2 separate regions of the Homo sapiens genome follow, and region 2 is linked to region 1. Evidence: read pairs that join two places in POLR2A ChIA-PET (ENCODE). Cell type or tissue: HepG2. All regions are shown on one strand. Links, peaks and the distances in the headings refer to the core of each region. The heading gives the core; the rest is flanking DNA.

Evidence for each region. ChIA-PET counts read pairs that join two places held together with the same protein. Peaks named below come from ENCODE experiments on the same cell type or tissue, not always from the same donor. Only the 100,000 strongest peaks of a DNase experiment are listed, where the experiment ranks them.
Region 2: POLR2A ChIA-PET joins it to region 1 with 19 read pairs; 3 of 35 experiments call an interaction of 5 or more read pairs at or near these places.

Annotation. Positions count from the first base shown.
Region 1 is chr20:46,671,895-46,677,271 of GRCh38, reverse strand. It overlaps a transcript of SLC13A3 not described here. Among named protein-coding and RNA genes, the nearest start is that of TP53RK-DT, 15 kb to the left of the region's middle. RefSeq lists an enhancer at 2,228-2,742 and a silencer at 3,655-3,811. In HepG2, for the core only: a CTCF peak has its summit at 2,716; DNase peaks (open chromatin) are centred at 1,751 and 2,901.
Region 2 is chr20:46,604,721-46,610,097 of GRCh38, reverse strand. All of the region lies in intron 3 of SLC13A3 (solute carrier family 13 member 3), which reads left to right. Among named protein-coding and RNA genes, the nearest start is that of SLC13A3, 44 kb to the left of the region's middle. In HepG2, for the core only: a CTCF peak has its summit at 1,998 (motif pointing left); DNase peaks (open chromatin) are centred at 1,687, 2,017, 2,547 and 4,717.

The DNA of each region.
Region 1 (5,377 bases), core at 330-5,329:
CAGGCATGTTTATATGTGTACTTTTCAGTATTTATGTTGTACTTCAATAAAAAGCTGTGAGGCCAGGTGGTGGCTTGTGCTTGTAATGCCAGCACTTTGGAATGCCGAGGTGGGCGGATCACCTGAGGTCAGGAGTTCAAGTCCAGTCTGGCCAACATGGCGAAACCCTGTCTCTACTAAAAACACAAAAATTAGCCAGGCATGATGGTGGGCGCCTGTAATCCCAGCTACTTGGGAGGCTGAGACAGGAGAATCGCTTGAACCCAGGAGATGGGGGTTGCAGTGAGCCGAGATCGCCACTGCACTCCAGCCTGGACAGGGTGAGACTCTGTCTCAAAAAAAGAAAAGAAGCTGATGAATTTGGAACTACTCTCCGTTCCCCCTCCTGGCCACCCTGGCGTAGGCCATGTGATCTTTTGCCTGAACCCCTGCAGTTGCCTCTCATGGTTCTCCCCACTTCTGCCGTCGTCCCCACTGTTTCCACGCAGCCCAGGAATTCTATTAAATCTCAGTTCAGATCTGCCAGGCAAGGTGGTGCATGCCTGTAGTCCCAGCGACTGGGGAGGCTGAGGCGGGAAGGATCTCCTGGGCCCAGGAGTTCAAGGCTGCAGTGAGCTGTGATTGCACCACTGCACTCCAGCCTGGATGACACAGTTTAGTTTTAGTTAAAAACAAAATTAAACAAACTAAAGAAAAAGAAAAGAAAAGAAAAAAAGGGGCCGGGCGCAGTGGCTCGTGCCTGTAATCCTAACAATTTGGGAGGCTGAGGTGGGCGGATTGCCTGAGCTCAGGAGTTCGAGACCAGCCTGGGCAACACGGTGAAACCTTGTCTCTACTAAAAAAAAAAAAAAAAAAAAAAAGAGTTGAGAGAGTGGCTGCCCTTGGTGAAGGGGCAGTGATTTGGAGGGGGCTTCTGGGGACTTCTCGGGGGATGGACAAGTTCTATTTCTTGAGCTTGATGCTGGTTATGTGGGTGGATTGGGTTTGTAAAATTTCATGAAACTGCAGGCATGTTTATATGGGTACTTTTCAGTATTTATGTGGTACTTCAATAAAAAGCTGTGAGGCCAGGTGGTGGCTTGTGTCTGTAATGCCAGCACTTTGGAAGGCCGAGGTGGGTAGATCACCTGAGGTCAGGAGTTTAAGACCAGTCTGGCCAACATGGCGAAACCCTGTCTCTACTAAAAACACAAAAATTAGCCGGGCATGATGGCGGGTGCCTGTAATCTCAGCTACTTGGGAGGCTGAGATAGGAGAATCGCTTGAACCCAGGATGTGGAGGTTGCAGTGAGCCGAGATCGCCACTGCACTCCAGCCTGGACAGGGTGAGACTCTGTCTCAAAAAAAGAAAAGAAGCTGATGAATTTGGAACTACTCTCCGTTCCCCCTCCTGACCACCCTGGCGTAGGCCATGTGATCTTTTGCCTGAACCCCTGCAGTTGCCTCTCATGGTTCTCCCCACTTCTGCCGTCGTCCCCACTGTTTCCACACAGCCCAGGAATTCTATTAAATCTCAGTTCAGATCTGCCAGGCAAGGTGGTGCATGCCTGTAGTCCCAGCGACTGGGGAGGCTGAGGCGGGAAGGATCTCCTGGGCCCAGGAGTTCAAGGCTGCAGTGAGCTGTGATTGCACCACTGCACTCCAGCCTGGATGACACAGTTTAGTTTTAGTTAAAAACAAAATTAAACAAACTAAAAAAAAAAAAAGAAAGAAAGAAAAAAAAAGGGGCCGGGCATGGTTGCTCGTGCCTGTAATCCTAACACTTTGGGAGGCTGAGGTGGGCAGATTGCCTGAGCTCAGAAGTTCGAGACCAGCCTGAGCAACACGGTGAAACCTTGTCTCTACTGAAAAAAAAAAAAAAAAAAAGAAAAAAAATTAGCTGGGCGTGGCAGCATGCGCCTGTAGTCCCAGCTACTTGGGAGGCTGAGGCAGGAGAATTGCTTGAACCTGGGAGGCAGAGGTTGCAGTGAGATGAGATTGCGCCACTGCACTCTAGCCTGGGTGACAGAGTGAGACTCCATCTCCTAAAAACAAAAAAGAAAAGAAAAGAAAAAAAGGAAAACCACTCCACTTCCCCCCACCAACCCCAACACTCCCCATTCTGACCCCTCTGCTGTTCCTCTCCCCACTATTCCCCTGGGTCAGCCACACTGGGCTCCTTGCTGTTCTTCCAACATGCCAGCCTTGCGCACATCTCAGGGCCTTCATAGCAGCTGTTCCCTTTCCCTGAAACACTTTTCCCACTGATCGCCACATGGCTGCCTCCCTCATTTCCTTCAGGTCTCTACCAAATGCCACTTTGTCTGGGAAGCCCCCACAGCACCCTCATCCCAGCCCCATCGACTGCCCAGCTTCATTCCTGTCAAGCGCATCATGGCCCCCCACAGCCTCTGTATTCACTTGCTCATTTGTTTGCTGTCTGTGGCCCCCTCTAGAATTGGGGCTCTGGGCAGGGAGCTCTGTTTGGTTCACTGCTCTAGCCCTAATTTCTACCATGGTGCCTGGGATTTAGTAGGTGCTCCTTAGGTATTTTGAATTGAATTGAATTCTCTCTTCCAAACCTAGCCTGCCTGTTGGAAAGAAAATCAAGGATCCATGTGAGCCTTCCTCTGATTCCTTCCACTCCTCCAAACAAACACACACACACACACACACACACACACACACGCGCGCGCGCGCGCGCACTCCCCACCTACCCACTGTCTCCCCTGCTGGAGGCAAAACAGAGTATAGTCCTGGCCTGAGGTTTGGAACAAAAAACAGAACACTGGGGGTCTGCTGCCGATCAAAGGCCTCTCCGTGTTTGTAAACCTTGACTCTCTGCCTGGGATGGAGGAGGCCAGGGGATGGCCCAGAACCCAGGGTTAGTCAACGATCCAGGCCAGGAAGGCCCAGGCCTGCCCCCTTCCCCATAGTGAGGAAAGGCCCCACAAGGCCAAACTGTTTGACTTCCCCCTCCAGGGGAAAGAAGGGGGAACTAATCCCCCCTCCAGTCTGAGGGCTCTCTGCTGGGACCTGCATCAAAGCCAATATTGTTCTTGGAGCTGCAGAGACCTCAAACAAAATGTCACACTGAGAGATGTTGACGGGGTATGGGGGTCAGGGTGCGGAGGTGGAGGGGAGGGGAACCGAAAGTCCCTTCTGTGGAGGGAAGAATGGAATTTGGTGCCAAGATTCCCCTCATACTCTCTCCCACTGCCTACCTTATTTTTCTTCATAGCACTAAGTTCCACGTGACATGCTGTGTATTTCACACATGTATCTTATCACAGAGCTACTAAAATGAAAACTCTGTGAGAGCAAAACTGGTGTCTGATTTGATCACTGTTGTATCCCCAGCACCCAGAATGATGCCTGGTATACAATAGGTGCTCAATTAATCCTTGCTGAATGAACAATAGTCATGATTTTGACTGATATTCCTAACAGTAAGACCCAATGATGTAGAGCGTGTTTCATCCTTCAATATTTATTGCTCCTCTCCATGTTCCAGGCACTGGGAGTGTGGCAGGGGGCAATTGGGACTCCCTTGTTCCCCTGGAGTTTAACCTAGTGGTAAACACTTTCAGACGACGAATCATGCTATTTGGGGATTTTGTACAGGGTGAGTGACGTGAACTTGAGGAAGGCTGCGTTTCCTTAGATCAGGAGGTCGGGGGTGGGGACCCTCTGAGGAGGTGACATTTGAGCTGAGGACTGAGTGAGTAGAAGGAACCAGTCATGGTGATGGTGGCGGGAGCTTGGGGAGGGTGCACAGGGAGATCCAGGCAGACTGAGCATTTGTAAAAGCAGAGAACTTGCTATGCTCAAGGAGCAGAAAGAAGGCTGCAAAGAGGACAGCCCCCAGCAATGGAAGGGAATGGGGGAAGGGTTGAAGGACCAGGCAGGACCTGATCGTTCATGTAAATGCCTAGCACTGTGCTTGGCACACAGCAAGCCTCCATAACTGGGCTGATGACCATAGTTAATATATTTATTCATACCTCACATAGCGTGTTATTTCCCAATTAGAAATCATACTTCCCTGTAATTAGGGGTTGATAGGTACCTGGTCCTGTGCTAAACGAATAAATGGGAACAGCCCTTAGAACAGCACCTGGCTTTTCATTCTCTGAGACTTATCATAAACCTATGATGTAGTTGTTTTTATTATCTACATTTTCCACAAGGCCATGGAGGCTCAGAGGGGTGATATGAGCCCACCAGGTGCACAGTTTCAGTGTTAAACATCTGCTGCTTGACAAACTATCCCCCAAACTTAAACAATAATCATGCAATAATACATCATGATTTTGTGGGGCAAGAATTAGAGTGGGGCTCAGCTGGGTGATTCTTCTGTTCTCCGTGGCATCGAGGAATGCACTCAGGGTCACTCAGCCATTCAGATGAACTCATCTGGGGGGCCTAAGACAGCTTCATTCATGTGTCTTGTGCCTTGATAGGGCTGGCTGGAAGTCTGGGCTCAGCTGTCAACCAGAGCAGATACTCATGGCCTCTCCAGCATGACAGCCTCAGGGCAGTAGTCCAGGTCTCCAAGGACAAGTGTTCTAGAAATCAGGCAGAAGCTGTGTGGCCTTATTCATGCCCTGGAAGCCGTATCGGGTCACTTCCACGGTAAGCTGTTGGTCAAAGCAGTCAGAAGCTCACCTAGGTTCATCAGGAGGGGGAATAGGCCCTGCCTCCCAGTGGAAAGGGTGTCACAGGATTTGTGGCTATGTTTTATAACCACATATGGACTGGCATTTGAACTGCCTACCCCACTAGATGGGAAGCCGCATGAAGGAGGGATGCTGCCTGCCTCATTTCATGTCAGATCCCCAGTGTTCAGCACAGTGCCTGGCACAGGTTTGAATTCAGTAAATGTTTGCTGAATGAATAAATGAATAGATGATTCCAAAATCCATACTCCTGTTGCCATGGGCTCAGCAGAGCTTGGGTATGAATGACTACTGCTCGGTGCAGCACCAGGAACCCCAGGAATGCTGATAGCCCAGCCTTCTGGTGAGGGTTACCAAATGTTGGGATTTGCACATCAATTCAATTCAACCCATCTCATATTTATTTCCCACTCATGTGCCAGGCAGTAGAGAGGCAGCTGTGTCTGAGCAGGCATGGCCTCTGCCTATGGGAAGCTCAAAGCCACGCTTTCCTTCTCTTCACATGAGTTGGCTTGAAGTCTGGTGGAAGGACCCCTGGACTGGGAACTGGCCATAATTCAGACCCTGACTCTCTGGATGGTATTGGAACAGACACTGTGACCCTCTGTTTGTTGACCTGTTTAGTGGGACAGGTGTATCAGATTGGATGACTATGAAAAAGCCCCTCTAGCTAGTGGGAGTCATAGACATGTGCAGCTCAGATTCCCCTTCAAACTGGG
Region 2 (5,377 bases), core at 293-5,292, 67 kb after region 1:
AATGCAAATTGAAACAATAACATTTTAATCAATGAGACAGGCAGAAATAAGGAAGCTGATGAATCCCCATGTTGACAGGAATAGGGGCCACAGGAACTTTCGTGTACTGCTAGAAAGAGTGTGGACTGGGTTAGAGTTTCTTAAGGATCTTGTGCAAGGATTTAATCACATTAAATGTGTTTATACTCTGTAACCCAGCAGTTTTGCTCCCAGACACCAAAGGAATTCTCCTATAGGTCCAGGAGGGAACGCACATAGTGATATTCACTGTAGCGCTCTCTGTGGTGTGGGAAGTTGGTGGCTACATGCACTTTATTGCTAGTACAGGCAAAGGCAAATATGGTGGATACATGCCATTGAGCATTATGCTCCTTTTAAAAGAGAGAAGAATTAGTGAACCATGTACTTCTATAAATGGATCTCATAGAGCAGTTATGATTGGAGGTAAAAACCAGAATGAGATCTAGAATACAACCTCAATATGTAAGCTGAAAATACACATGAACGACAAAAGATTTTGTAAGCAATGTATGATGAAAAGCTACACATTAAACATATCAGAATGGTTGCTATGGAAAGGGTGAGAGTGGGAAATGGGGAGAGAAAGGACTAAAAAGACCCAATCAATTATAGGAAAGAGAGGCTTTGTGAAGTAAATAGTGATAACGTATTATGAACGGAGGGATTTGATTCCCTCAATCCTCTGAAATTATGTTCTTAATAAAACAAAACATACACAGCCATTGTATTTTTAGGTGACTACATACAGTCTCCAAGAGGGAAATGATTTTCCCAAATTACACAGTGAAGTTAAAGAAGTCCAGGATCAATTCAGAGGCACAATGACGTCATGATTTTTCATTGGCAACTCTGGTTCCCCTGGTCTTATGGTTGCAAAGTGGCTGCCACATCATGTCACTTTAAAATGTCTTACTTTTAATTTACATAACTGTATTTTAAAAGGAAGATTTGAATTGATACATATGTGGGCAGAAATGGCTAGTTTAACCCCGGCATTGATTCTTCCTTTGTTCTTTTAGGAATAGAACCCAATACTTTCCTCTCTGAGGAAAGGCTGAAACTTCAAGCTCCCCTTGTGATAAGACTTGGTCAGATAACTGAGTCTGGTCAATGGAATATGAGTGGAAATGATGTGTGCAACTTCCGGGTTCTGTCCTTCCTGCCGGGTGGAATGTGAATATGATGGCACCTGGGACCCAAAGACAGGAGCCACATCTTGAGAGATAGATGGCAGATCTGCCCCTGTGGCTTTGGATCATTTACCTCAGTGAACACAACAAGCATTATCCATGAAACCATAGGTTTTGTGTGCTAGTTCTAGTTTTTAAAATATGAATTAAATTAAATACGTATCTGTTAAAACTTAAATGTTGATCCGTGTACCATCTAAGTTAATCTCACTGACAGTCACATGAGTATTTCCCCGTCATACACTAAGGGGTCCTGCTTATTTTATTTTCACAGCAACCCTGAACACTAGAAATGATTATATGTACTTTACAGATGAAGTTTGGAGAGGTGAGATGATGTGTTGAGGATCATAGCATTGGCAAAGTGGCAGAGTCAGCTCTATGCAACGGCAGAGTCTTCCACGAGGAAGTGAAGAGAAGCTTTATAGCATGGATTAACAAACTTTGTCTATAAATGACCAAATAGTAAATACTGCAGGCTTTGTGGGCCACTCTGTTGCAACTACTCAACGCTGCCCTTGCAGTGAGAAAGCAGCCACAGATAAAACAAACAAGCAGGCGTGGCAATGTGACAAAAAAATTGTATTTATGGGTGCTGAAATTAAAATTTCATATAATTTTTGTATCAGGAAATATTCTTCCATAGATGTTTTTCAACCATTTGAAAATGTAGAAGCCATTCCTAGTTGGCAGGCCACACAAAAACAGGCGGTGGGCTGGATTGGGGCTGCATATTGTAGGTCACTGACCCCTGCTGTACAATATTGGCTTTCTTGATTTTCAAACTGTTTCCCTTAAGAGAACTGCCTGATGGTCACCCTGGGGTGGCAGCAAGCACCTGGGACTCTGCCCTTTTCCCCATTTCAACCCTAGTTAGACTCACTTTATTCATTTTGTACACTGGGCCTCTAAGCAATAATAACCAATGTTTACTGTGCACTTAGTTTATGCGCGGACTCTTAGGTGGACCTCATATCTGAATGAGACGGAGCAAGCATCGACCTCATTTACAGAAATGGAAATTGAGGAAGGAATTAAAAAGAGTCCTCCCACCCCCCGTTACGCAGTTTCCAAACTGTGGCTCTGGTATTTTGAATCCGGGCTGGCTGACTTCAGAGCCTACATTCTCAGGCTCCATTATTCTGCCTCCCACATGAGACTTTTTCCAAAGTGGTCAAGCAAATGATTGAAAGCCAAGTCCCTCATTGTGAGAATGAAAAATCTGAGACTCAGGAAGGGGAAGGGACTTGCCCAAGGCCACACACAGTGGTGGCCATGCATTGAAGTCCAGAGCCTTTTCCTATGCTGCAGGATGTCAAGAGGGAGGGGATCCTGGGGGTTGGGATAGATACCTACCTTTACAGGCCATGGGATCAGGGAGGAGCAGGAATTGGTTAATGATCAGCTTCTAAGACCTAAAACAAGGCTAATTCCAGTACAAAGAGAGCTATTCCCTTTCATCCAGTTCTGAGCTTTGACCAGGTGGCAGGAGGCGAGGACAGGGGTGGAGGGAGTAGAGATTCTGCCAGTGGGCTAGGAGAGGCACAAGGAAGTTCCTAGGAGCTATAGGTTCATGAAGGACATCTGTAGCACCAGCAGCAACCATAATCATCATGTGAGCTGAGCTCCCATTTTCTGAGTAACCACCACATGCAGATACCATGCTAATTTTTTTATACTCATTAGCTCATCTGATCTTCATAATTGTACTAGGAGGTAATGATGCCCATTTTATAGATGAGGAAACTGAGGCTCAGAGAAGCAAAATGATTTGCCCAAAGTAACACGATGATTTGCTGAGCTCTGTCAGAATCCAGAATCTGTGCTTATAAGCACCTTGCCATGGTGCCTGGTACAGAGGAGGCAGAACCTAGGGCAGGGTGGGGCTATCTGGATAAGACTCCAGAGGTCCTCAGACTTGGAGGGCAGCGCTGTTGCCTTTCTCCAGTTCCTTTGCTCAGTTCTGTGCCCTGCACTTCCTGGGGGACCCAGGGGCCATGTGAGTGATGGCTTCGCCAATGTCCCCCTGCATGCACGCTCTCATTAGGTCCTCCACCACAGCCCTGTGGGGAGGCACTATTAGCATGCCTGTTTTACAGATGAGGAAACTGAAGCTCACAGCCATGATAGGCCCAATGTTCCTTGGCCAGTAAGGGGCCCACCTGGATTTTGTTTTTGTTTTTTAGAGACAGGGTCTTCCTCTGTCTCCTAGGCTGGAGTGCAGTGGTGCATTCAGCTCGCTGCAGCCTCAAACTCCCAGGCTCAAGTGATCCTCTAGCCTCGGCCTCCCAAAGCACTGGGCTTACAGGCGTGAGCCACCATATCTGGCCTTCCACCTGGCTTTTGAATCTAAACTCTTTCCCCTCCTTTTCTCTGTCCATAGAAAGCTAACTTGCCATCTACATCTTTATTTTATAGGAAGGCCCAGGATGCCACCCTTCACAACACAAGGGTCTTTAATGTTGAGTGAAGCGTGGTGCTCATCCATATGCTAACCAACCTTCTGCAACTTTCCTCATCTATAAAACAAGGACACTGCCTCTTACGTGAGAAACGAGAGCCAGGTACATAGGAAGTGGTTAATATATGGCAGTTGTATTAAAAACTACCTATGAGACTTCCAGGCATTGGAGGCACAGGTAATAAGACCTCCTACCTCGTTCCACCTTGGTGTTTCCCCTCCTACTTGAGCGGGATTGATTTGCTTCCTGGTTTATAATCTGTCTCCTCCACAGGTTCCAAGCTCCGTGAAGGGCCTATCAGTCTTTCTCATTGTTGTGAATCTTCACTGGTGCAGTCTTGTGCACCTAAGACACTGTTGGTACATAGTAGATGTTCAATAAATGTGTGGAATTAATGAATACACAAATAGACCATTGAACTAACTGTTCTATGTCTCAGTTTCCTCAAACCTAAAACAGGGATAATAATCCTTACTACTTAGGCTGACATGAGTGCTAAGTGAGTAAATGGATATAAACCTGCTTAACTTGGGGGCTTTTGACCTTCCCTGGATTGCCGTTTACCTAATTTGACACAAGAACTCTTTCCTGAGGGCCCTCTTCGTGTCAAATTTTAAGAACATCTTAGTCATACCAGGGAGGCTAGACTAGAGTTATCAGTTTCACGTCAGACCTGCTAAAGTGACAGGTGGGTGCCTTGGAGATGGACCGAGGTTCAGGGGATGGGAGATCCAAAGTTCTGGGTATAATCCTGACTCTGCCACTGACCCATTGGGTCCTCTTGATCCCAATTTAGCCCACCTCTCTAGGCCTCAGTTTCCCCAGTTGTGAAGAGGAAGGTAATAAACTTTGCATAGCTCTGTAAGGCTGCTTGGAGACAGCTGTAAGATTATAAATGTGAAAGTTCTCCATCCCCTGGCCTGACACAAACTCAAGGATTTGTATGATGTGAATAAGACCCTACAGAAGCATCAAGCTTCTAATCAACTGGCAATTTCTGGACCCAGAGAAGTCTCTCTGGGGACTTTGCTCCACTGGCCTGTTTCCATGTGGTCTCTTGGGCCACTGAGGTCACAGGAAGCACAGGGGTGGATCCTGTGTAAATGCCTAAGAGCTCTGCTCAGCACCAGGTTTTCCAGTTTCATCTTCATGACTTTATCATCATCATCATCAGAAAATAATGCCTGATATTAACTTTTCTTACATTACTAATCTCCATAAGGAAAAAGCAAAACTCCCTCCTTCCTGATCTTATATGATAAAGCTAATTACTGTTTAGAGTTCTGTGTGTACGAATACCCTTCACTGCCTTATTTATAGCACATACAATCTCTTATCAGGGCTCTTCAACTCAGATGCAGAGCAAACGGGGCCAGGCGAGGGCTGTGGCAAACTGGTGAGCTCAGTTTCCCTATCTGTAACCTCAGACAAGTTGCTGTCCACCCTGGCTGCATAAAGGAATCACCTGCACAGCACCCAGGTGGGAAGAGGGTAGAGCGAGCTAGCGATGGTGGGGACTGGGGGTCACCAAGTCAGAGTTCTTACTGTCTGGCCATCCCCTGGGGAGCAACTTTGCCCCCAACCTTAGTGTGCTATTAATAGTCCCTCGCTTCCTACTTCAGTGCCCTGGACCCTGGCCTCGTGCATGGCTTGTGGACCTGTTCCCAGCACTCGTGCTCAGGGGCCCTCATCCCTATGGCCCAG